Linked DNA regions of Homo sapiens: region 1 is linked to region 2. The links are chromatin loops, found by intact Hi-C in ENCODE. Cell type or tissue: heart right ventricle. All regions are shown on one strand. Each heading gives the region's core, and the rest is flanking DNA. Links, peaks and the distances in the headings are about the cores only.

What was found. A loop is a pair of places that touch in the nucleus more often than their neighbours do. Peaks named below come from ENCODE experiments on the same cell type or tissue, not always from the same donor. Only the 100,000 strongest peaks of a DNase experiment are listed, where the experiment ranks them.
Region 1: a loop joins it to region 2, with 6 times the contacts of the local background. A loop is called at or near these places in 1 of 110 quality-filtered maps.

The regions. Positions count from the first base shown.
Region 1 is chr21:38,459,982-38,465,475 of GRCh38, forward strand. The region is part of intron 1 of ERG (ETS transcription factor ERG); the gene reads right to left. Among named protein-coding and RNA genes, the nearest start is that of ERG, 36 kb to the right of the region's middle. In heart right ventricle, for the core only: no CTCF peak of the experiment used is centred there; no DNase peak of the experiment used is centred there; H3K27ac peaks cover 1,552 bases.
Region 2 is chr21:38,795,052-38,800,545 of GRCh38, forward strand. No RefSeq gene overlaps it. Among named protein-coding and RNA genes, the nearest start is that of ETS2, 8.1 kb to the right of the region's middle. In heart right ventricle, for the core only: no CTCF peak of the experiment used is centred there; no DNase peak of the experiment used is centred there.

The DNA.
Region 1 (5,494 bases), core at 1,274-3,773, 340 kb before region 2:
AAGAAACAGAAGGCAGAACTAGAGACTCAGGAAAAGAGAGGTAAACTGCTGCTTTTCATTTAGAGTGGCCAGGGTGGTCCTGAGAAAACGCGAAGGAGGGGAGGGTGTGAGCCCCCATGCATTCATGAAGAATAGGCCTTCCAGCCTTGGCAACAGCTAGAACAAGGCCAGAGTGGACTGCGGGGGCTGCACGAGGAACAATGGGACCAAGAACAGCCAGGGAGGAGGGGTTACTGGAAAGGAGCGAAAGAAAGAACCAGGAGGTGAACCAGGAAAGGCTGGGGGTGGTAGAGCCTTGCAGGCCATGGCAGGAACCTGGGTGTTGACTCAGAGAGAAGTGGAGTCTCTCTAGCCGTCTTGGCTAAAAGCCCGGGAATTGTCTTCTTCTGTGTTGCACTAATATTTTCCATCTCATAAGGGTTCTGCAAAGAAAATTCTTTCTATCTTTAAAGTTTTATTATTTTCAAAACTAAATGTGATGAGAATGCATATATTGCATATGCCATGTGTACACCAAAAGCCACACCTAATAAAATGTTACAGCCATCCTTTGTCCCACATGCAACGGGAACTTCCATTCATCATCACATGCAGAAACTCTGGGAACTGAGAATCTGTACTTTTCATTCAGAGTCTGCAAGGGGTCACGGCCATTTTGAAAGGCTTTGACTCACACAGGAAATACCTCACTGAGGCTCCCACCCACCCATCCACTAATAGGGCAGCCTTTAGGGAAACTGACTTGTGGCAACTGAAAGGAATAACGGCACCAAAGTATTCCCCTGCCCTGAAATCTCTGTTTACCTGTGGACCGGTGATGGGTGTGAGGCTGTAGGTTTTAACGAGCTCTGAATGGCAAATGGCAGACAATGGTGTCACTTCCTTTCTGCTTAGGAAGGAGACGTTTGGAAAAACTGTTCACTGCTGTGCTTGCCTATGGAGAACCTGGATTCCCAGAGCTCTATCTGGTAGAACGTGTCTCCATATTAATAAGCAGTGAATCCTCTTTTGCGGCTGAATTTTCCTCAAGGAAGCAGCATGGGCCTTATTACTGCCTTAAAACCCAATTTCAATATTCGATACATAGTCTGTGTATTCATTTGCTAGGGTTGCCAAGACAATGTACCACGGACTGAGGGGCTTAAGCAACAGACATTTATTCTCTCATGGCTCTGGAAGCTGGAAGTCAGAGAGCAAAGTAGCAGCGGGGTTGATTCCTCCTGAGGACTCCCTCCTTAGCTTGTGGATGGTCATCTTCTCCCTGTCTCTTCATATCATCCTCCCTCTATGCATGCCTGTTTCTGAGTCCAAATTACCTCTTTTTATAAGGACATCAGTCCCACTGAATTAAGGACCACCCTAAGGGCCTCATTTTAATTGGATTACCTCTGTAAAGGCCCTACCTCCAAATAAGGTCCCACTCTGAGGTCCTGGGGGTTAGGACTTCAACATAACTCAGGGAACACTATTCAACCCATACCATCCTCCAGGAAGGCAGAGAATGTGTCCCTCTTCTTCACTGCTGTATCTCCCTGCCTAGCACAGTGCCAGGTACCACACTATGCTCTGTAGGTCAGTGATTCTCCGGAGCTCTGTAGGTCAGTCATTCTCAAAGTGTTGTCCAGGAACCCCCTGGGGTCCCCAGACCCCTCTAAGGGCAGGCATAAGCAGATCTGAGAATCCAGCTGCCTCCAATTAGCCCAGACATTAAAGAGATTGCAAAAAATGCAAAACAATGCCACTTCTCATTAACATTTTCTTGGAAAATAGAGTTACTTTTCATAAAAATATCTCATTTGTGTTAACATGCAATGAGTTTATTTATTTATTTTTATTTTTTGAGATGAAGTTTCACTCTTGTCACCCAGGCTGGAATGCAATGGTGTGATCTCGGCTCACTGCAACCTCCGCCTCCTGGGTTCAAGTGATTCTCCTGCCTCAGCCTCCTGAATAGCTGGGATTACAGGCGTGTCCCACCATGCCTGGCTAATTTTTTTTTCTTTTTCTTTTTCTTTTTTGAGACGGAGTCTCGCCCTGTTGCCCAGGCTGGAATGCAGTGGCGCGATCTTGGCTCACTGCAAACTCTGCCTCCTGGGTTCATGCCTTCTCCTGCCTCAGCCTCCTGAGTAGCTGGGACTACAGGTACCCGCCACCACGCCTGGCTAATTTTTTTGTATTTTTAGTAGAAACAGGGTTTCATGATATTGGCTAGGCTGGTCTTGAACTCCTGACCTCAGGTGATCTGCCTGCTTTGGCCTCCCAAAGTGCTGGGATTACAGTCATGAGCCACTGCACCTGGCCTTGTTATTGTTATTTTTAAATGAATTTATAAGTAAATGTTTCAAAATTTCTGTTTTTGTTTCTACCAATAGATATAATGCATATACACAATTTTTTTTTAAGAATCCTCAACCAATCTTAAGAACGTAAAGGGGTCCTGAGACCAAAAGATTAAGAATCACTGCCGTCGAGGTTTTAAGCTTGGCTAGGACACAGTCTGTACTTACTGAAGTAACCCACAGTATGACAGTAATAAGACACTTTATGAAGAACATATTTTCAGTAGCTAAGTGTCATAGAAAAGGAAGCTTGTTAGCCATTTCCTCAAGTTGACAACAGAGAGTCCTTAGGAAAATAATTTTTTAAAGCCAATATTGAGCCTTCCAAGACTGCACATGGTGATATGTTAAATTTGGAATTTATGCAACTTAAAAAACTGAGAGTCGGGGGTTGGCATTTTTGTGCATCCTAACTGACGAGTGCTGCCCCAGGGCTCTCTAACACTGCACACAGTCTACTAAAGAAGCAGGCTGCCCATCATGACCCCCACCCATCAGCTACACAGCACACATCTGCTTCTAGATGAACCTTCTTGCAAGTGGCCTGTCTTATGGCAAAATCAAGGGGCAGGCCTGTAAAGCGGACCAGGAAATGAGCAGCAACTGCATACCACCAACCTGTTGCCAAGCTAACTGTGCTTTTCTGGATCAGAGGCAGCTTGAGACACTGGTCCCTGGGGCTGAGGGACTGCAGAGCCCGGGCACAGACTCCCTGCCTATCTCCCAGTGTGTCCATCTTGGTACACCTGGTGCATCTCTGGATTGGCAAGTGGCACTCCCCAATTAATGTTAAGGGCCACTTGTTTTAAATATAACCAGATTATTTTAATTTTTAAATGTGTATCCCATACTTGGACACTGAAAGGTCCTCCCTGTTTACCTGCTTGCTGGGGTCTGTGCTTGGGTGTCTCATTTTATTATAAAACAGAGTCTCAAAGGCATTTAATACTAAGATCAAGTGGCTGGGCATCCATCATGTGCAGAGCAGGAGCCTGATGGTGGTGAAGGCTCATTCTGCATGTGGTTGACTCTAGGAACTACTTTAACAGAGGGGAAGAAATACACTGGGAGAAAGGAGCAGGAGATTCGTCAGGGCTGGGGGAATACTGGCTCCATGAGGGCAGAGACTTTTTTCTATTTTTTCTCTTTTTCAGAGCCTGTAAGTGTCCACATATCATGCACATGCAGTGCGTATTTGTTGCATGAGCTCCTGGTATGCAGGTGCCAAATGTCATGCTAAGTGTGTCGACTGGATGACAGAAGAAGGAAGGAGGGATTAAAGGAACTGGTGTGCACTGGCCTGAGCCTTGAAGAATGGGGTGTACTGGGTAAATCAAAATGGTGGGGAGCATTTCCAGATGGAGAAACTGCAAGGAAAAGCATAGAAGTGGGGCCACCCCTCGTGAGCTGGGGAGGGCCCAGGGTATGTGTGCTGGTTGGGGGGAAGCTGAAACTGAGGAAATTCCCATTGGATCCATAGCCTGGTTCTGGTTTCCACAGGCCTGGGATGCCCCGTCCAGAGTTTGACTTTCAGTCTGCACGTAATCCAGGCTTTGTATTCCCACTTCCCGTATCCCCTCACTCCTTTTTCACACACCCTTTTTATCTATGATGCTACTGGGGTCATGGGTTAAGAAGTCCTGTCGTCTAAGCAGCAAGGGTGCATCAAAGCAGGATTTTCTCCATTGATTCCAAGGTGTGATTCAGAAATGGTAAAAACTCCGAACACTAGGATGAGCACTGGGGATGGGTTCATGTTTTTTTTTTATGAAATAATTCAGAACTTATTAAGAATTCCCTTGGCAAACCAAATTAAATATTAAACAACTATTTGTTAATATGTTACTATTGGATTCTATCTTAGAAAAGTGTAATTATGTGTAACTGAACTTTTTGTTTTCTTGTGGTTGAACCCTGAATTACCATGCCTTCTGGTTTCCGTGTTTTTCCTGGGGAATAGGTCATATTTCTTACTTCCAAAGCCCAGAAATAAAAGCCTCACACATCCATCCGTAGTCCCAAAGGCTTTTCTGCCTAGTACCCAGAGAGTAACAGCAGTGCTTCAAACTATTTGTGGACAAGAAGTCCTAAAACATCAGACACACTGTGGAAAGCAATTTCATTTCATTAATACAATTCATAATTAACTGCATTTATTTTATTGTCTAAATTCCAACTGCTAACCTATCATATCGACGAATTCTTTGAAGTTGCCTTTATTCTACAGGATATGTTCATTTTTAGATAATGCTATTTTTCATATACTTTAAGTTCTGGGGTACATGTGCAGAACATGCAGGTTTGTTACATAGTTATATACGTGCCATGGTAGTTTGCTGCACCCATCAACCCATCATCTACATTAGGTATTTCTCCTAATGCTATCCCTCACCTACCCTCCTACCCCCCGAGAGGCCCTGGTGTGTGATGTTCCCCTCCTTGTGTCCATGTATTCTCTTGATCATCTCCCACTTATTAGTGAGAACATGTGGTGTTTGGTTTTCTGTTCCTGTGTTAGTTTGCTGAGAATGATGGTTTCCAGCATCATCCATGTCCCTGCAAAGGACATGAACTCATCCTTTTTTATGGCTGCATGGTATTCCATGGTGTATATGTGCCACATTTTCTTTATCCAGTCTATTGTTGATGAGCATTTGAGTTGGTTCTGGGTTCATGTTTTAAAATCTCAATTTGCTCCCTAGTCCTAGGAATGATCTTCTCCACCTCCAAGGAATGCAAGCCCCAGTGCAACATGGATTCTTCCTCTGTAAGAGGCTAGACTCCAAATAATTTGTCCTGTTTTTGCCTGTGGGATGTTACAAGTGTACCCTGCTGTCTGTAATTGTGTTTCTGAAGTGTTCTATGTAAGTAGGTTTTTGTTAGTTGAATTGTACTTTAAATGTGCCAATCAAGTTCCCCATGAAAAGAGATGGGCACAGAGACTTTTTGAAAAATTAAGCATCCCAAGAGAAAAGCCGATCTGAAAAGACTACATATTATATGATTCCAATTATATGACATTCTGGAAAAGGCAAGACTACAGAGATACTGAAAGATCAGTGTTTGCCAAAGATTAGAGGGAGGGAGGGGTGAACAGGTGGAGCACTGAGGGTTTTTAGGGCAGTGAAACTATTCCGTATAATCCTATAATGTTG
Region 2 (5,494 bases), core at 1,411-3,910:
ACATTTGCCCATTTGCCTCAGATGATGAAAAGGAGCCAGGCTTGAGAGCCAGGTGGAAAGAACGCCAGGGAGCAGCGAGTGCAAAGTCCCCAGGGGGCAGCAACGGGAGTTTTCCAGGAACAGACCCAGGCAGGTACACTGGAGTGTGACCAGCAAAGAGGAGAATGAGGAAGGGGGTGGGGACCAGGTCACAGAGGGCATGGTGAGGAGTTTTGGATTCTCTTCTCTGCAGGGTGAGAAACCTTCTGGGAATTTTGAGGAGAGAGGTGGCGTCATAGGATTAACTTCTCCAAAGGCTACATTGGCTGCTGTGTGCAGGGTGGATTCTAGGAGGTAGAACAGAGGAGAGCTGGGAGGCTCTTGCATGGTGGTGATGACCAGGGCACTAGAGAAGAGACTGTGCTTGAGATGTGTTCTGGAAGCAGAGTCCACGGCATTTGCTGATGGTTTATGGGAGTAAAGGAAGAAGAGAAATCCAGGACAACTCCAGGTCTTTTGCTGAGCAACCGGTGGGTGGTGGTACCGGTTCCTGGGACGAGAAGCCCTTTTCTCCATCTCTGCTAATAACTCGCTGGCCTGAGCCAGCCTCGTCACTTGCCTTTAATGCTCCTGTGGTCACATGGCTGGCTGCCCTGCTGCCACCACGCCTCTTCCCCATGGTCTGGGATTGATCATGTGCAGGGCAGCACCTGAGGTCCACATTAACACTCCCACACACCAACAGATGAGCTTGGAAGGAAGCCCCTGTGTGGTTCACACACAGGAAATAGGCGGGTGGTCACTGTGTGGGACTGTCTTGGATGGCAGGTCAATGGCACATCTCTGGTCGAGGAGGGGAATAAGGACACCAGGCAGGGGAGATGCCTGAGTTGAAGGAGTGAGACCAAGGCAGAAGCCCACCCAGAGGATGAGGGCTGAGGGAAAGAGAAGGTTCTCATGCACAGTGAACAGGAAGCAGGGGGCTCTCCGGACCCGGAAGTGACCCTGGGCCGGCCAGGGGACAGACCAGTCTCTACTAGACCATGGGGCTGGCTCTGGGGGTATTTTAGGTCTCCAGGTTGATGTCTGCAAGGCCAGCTTTTTTTTTTTTTTTTTTTTTTTGGAGACAAGGTCTTGCTCTGTTGCCCAGGCTGCAGTGCAGTGGCTCAATGCAACCTCCACCTCCCAGGCTCAAGCAATTCTCCCACCTCAGCTTCCTGAGTAGCTAGGACTACAGGCACGCACCACCATGCCTGGCTAATTCTTGCATTTTTTGTAAAAATGGGGTCTCACCATGTTGTTCGGGCTAAGGCCAGCTTTTTCTTGCTGATGCAGGAAGAGGGACTGGATCAGACTCAAATCTGAGAGGCCCTGGAGGACCCAGCTATGAGAAACTAGCAATGAACTAGAGCAGGAGGGCCAAAGGCAGCCTGCTGGCTTCTTCTCATTTTTCCAGCCTCTGACACCTCACACCATTATGAACATGTAATTGACCTGAATTTGTAAATTCTTATTCTTTTTTTTAATGATTTCTTTCCTGCATGAATGGCAGAGGGTGACTCATCCCCAGGGACGGGGCTCAACCTTTCAACATGAACTCACCACCATGTAACGCGTGCGGCCCCCACTGGCTGAAGCCATTTGATAAATCCCTTTTTCTCATTTTTACAGAGAGAAGGTCTAAGATCCAAGCTACAGCCTAATTCAGCCATTTGCCCTTTACCCGAGTTTTTCAATATACTCCACACTTTCTTACTCCTGCTGAGAGCCCCACTTTCCTTGAATGCATTCCTCTCTTGGCTCCCTCCCTGCCGCCGGCCTCCTCCCTCTCTCTCCCTTCCAGGTCACTTCTCGTGATGAGATTGGACTTGTTTCCTGGGGCTCTGGTAACAAGTTAGCTTAAAACAGAGAAATGGACCCTTTCACAGTTCTGGAGGCCAGAAGTCTGAAATCAAGGTGTTGGAAGGGCCACTCTCCCTCTGAAGCCCCAGTAGAGGATCCTTCGTGGCCTCTTCCAGCTCCGGGGTCCCTGACACCCCCCGGCTTATGCCCGCTTCTCTCCCCTCACTGCCTCCGTCCTCACACGGCCATCTTCTCATCTCCTTGTATCTCTTCTCTGTGTGTCTCTTATAAGGACACTTGTCATTTGACTCAGGACCCAGCAGGATAACCCAGGATAATCTCATCTTGAGATCCATCACTTACTACAACTGCAAAGTCCTTTTTTTAGATGGAATTTCGTGCTTGTCACCCAGGCTGGAGTGCAATGGCACGATCTAGGCTCGCTGCAACCTCTGCATCTGGGTTCAAGTGATTCTCCTGCCTCAGCCTCCTGAGTAGCAGGGATTAAAGGCACCTGTCACCATACCCGTCTAATTTTTGTATGTTTAGTAGAGACGGGGTTTCACCATGTTGGCCAGTCTGGTCTCAAACTCCTGAGCTCAGATGATCTACCCACCTTTGCCTCCCAAAGTGCGTGAGCCACCGCACCCAGCCAGGGCTGCTCTTAAATGATGAAACCAATGGGCTCTACAGCCTCAAATGCTGAGGGTCAAGCTGTGTCCTCTTCTGCCAAGAACAAGGAAGTGGTATGTCTGAGTGATATGTCATTGCTCATTGTCTGCCATAAGGTTGGGACAAAGAGCAGAGGTCTGGGCCTGGCTCTCAGCTTAGCCAGCCAGGCCCCCGGGCCAGGCTGAGTCACTGTGTCCTCACTGCTTAACCCAGGGTAGCAGTGCTCACTCTGCTTATTGCAGGGCAAGGGGCAATGGAGCTGCTATCTGGGAAACAGTTTGAAAACTGTGAAGGGCTCCACAGGTAAAGTGCCATTCTGTTTGTTTTAGTGGGGAATCACTCTAGGAAAAAATTAGGAGGATTTTGGTCCTGAATCCTCTAGAAGTGTGCTCTGCGACTTTGGGCAAATTATTTAAACTGAAGATAGTAATGCTACTCAAAATCAGTAGTGTCACAGACGTGTCCACCTAGGAAAGGTATAAAGTACTATATAAATGTGAGGTTCTATCATTATTATAGTGTTTACCATTTCAGCAAAGTATTGTAAAAGACATTACATAATGCATTTGCATCTTTTTACTGATAAAACTTCTACTGTAAGCATTAGTACTTACTAACCAGCATTTTACATTTTCCTTTGAAAGGGCGAAATTCCTTCCGCAGAATTAAATCGTGTAATTTTTCCAACAGATATTTATTGAGTGCTGTGCATCAGGATTTATTCTAAGCATTGCAGGAAAGTAGTGAACAAAGCAGATATAATTCCTTCCCTAATGGGGTGGAATTTGTGCTGTGGAGACAGAGAATTATTAAGGTAAAAAAGCAAAAGATAAAGAACGTAACGATAAGGGCTTAAGAAAAAAAAACTCATTCGGTGTCAGAAAGGAGTTGTTGAAATTTTAGGTGGGGTGGCCAGGGAAGGCTTCACCAAAGGTGACTATTTAGTAAAGATCTGGCAGCGGTGACAGTAGGAGTCACACGGACTCCTGGGAAGACCCTTCTAGGGAGAGGGAACAGCTCAGGAGGGAGTTGGCCTGGTGCCCAGAGCAGGAACTGAACATGGAGGCAGAGACTCAGTCATGTAACTGCTGGAGGCTGAGTCTCAGGGCCTCCAGGGGCGTGGCGGGCTTGGGCTCAGGCCTTTCTTCTGAGTCACACAAGAGCTGTTGGAGGGTTTTACCTGAGGACGGACAGGCTGACTGCCGTTTAAACAGGATCCCTCTGGCTGCTGTGTTGAGAATGGGTATCACGTTTAGAAGCCTTTTGAAATAAGTATTTGAATGCACAAGTCATACTGAAAGTCATTTTTTAAATGTCAAATGCTTGCCTTTTCCCCTAAACTAGAGCAGGTCATTCTTGCAGTGAAATAGTCCACTCACTTTTCTATAGTAGGATGAAAAGAAAGAAACGAGAAGGCACGACTTGCTGTATCTAGTCAAACATTCTTGCTACCAAGAAACATTCACGCTCCGAGTGGAGAAGGGGCTGCCTGCATCTCGTGCCCTCTGGGTGAGCCCGGCTATGTCTTCCTTCACCACCCTCTGCTGGGAGGGTGGGAGCTGAGGGGACAAGGACACCTGAGAGAGGCCTGTGATGGGCTGCCCAGTGCCACCCAAGCCCCTACTGCACATCTTCCGCCCCAGCCCAGGTTGGTCCAGAAAAAGAACATCAAGTGTTGTTACCCAATTCTGGTGTCAAAGACACCCTAAGAGTCCTCCATTGCTACTGACCAGCAGTTTCACATGTACCTACAAACAGAAATGGGGTAATTGGGTTTAATAAAAAAAAAAAATACATTGGCCATAAAAAGGAATGAAGTTCATCCATGCAGTACATGCTACAGCACAAAAGAACCTTGAGAATATTATGTTCAGTGAAAGAAGGCAGTCACGAATGACCACATATTGTATGATTCCATTCTTATGAAGTGTCCAGAACACTTCATAAATCATAAGGCAAATCCATAGTATCGGAAGGTAGATCCATGGTTGCTTAGGGTTGGGGGTCGGAGGGATAATGGGGTGATAGCTAATCAAAACAGCTTTGTTTTTGAGGTGATGAAAATGTTCTAAAAGGGACTTCGATAATGGTTGTACTTACCTGTGAATATTCTTTTTTTTAAATATTCTTTTTTTTTTTTGAGACATAGTCTAACTCACTCTGTCACCTAGGCTGGAGGGCAGTGGCACGATCTTGGCTCACTGCAACCCCTGCCTCCCGGGCTAAAGCGATTCTCCTGCCTCAGCCTCTTGAGTTGCTGGGATTACAGGCATGCACTACCACACCCAGCTAATTTTTGTATTTTTAGTAGAGATGGGATTTCATCATGTTGGCCAGGCTGGTCTCAAACTCCTGACCTCAAGTGATCTGCCCGCCTCAGCCTCCCAAAGTGCTAGGATCAATGGTGTGAGCCCAAAGGTGTGAGCCCAAAGGTGTAAGCCACCGTGCCTGGTCCTTACCTATGAATATTCTAAAAACCGTTGGATTGTATAGTCTAAATGGGTTGCTATGGTCTGAATGCATGTGTCCCCTCAAAATTCCTATGTTGAAACCTAACCCCCGAGGTGATGGTGTTGAGGTGGGACCTTTAGGAGATAACAGATCATGATGGTGGGGTCCTCATGAATGGGATTCGTGCCCTTATGAATCAGGCCTGAGGAGCCCTTTATCCCTTCTGCCATGTGAGGACACAGCAAGAAACAGAGAGCCTCACCAGACACTGAATCTGCTGGTGCCTTGATCTTGGACCTCCCAGCCTCCCAAACTATGAGAAACAAATTTCTGTTGTTTACAAATTCCCCAGTCAAATGTATTTTGTCATAGCAGGAGAAGTGGACTAAGACATGGATCAATTTTATGGTGAGTTATACGTCAGTAAAGGTGTTTCTATAGGTGTCTGTCACACACATATGCATACATAGATGCACAAACACACAAATACAATGCTCTTTTGTGACTTCTAAAAAAGTTTAATCACAAATGGAAGTATTTACACTCAGCC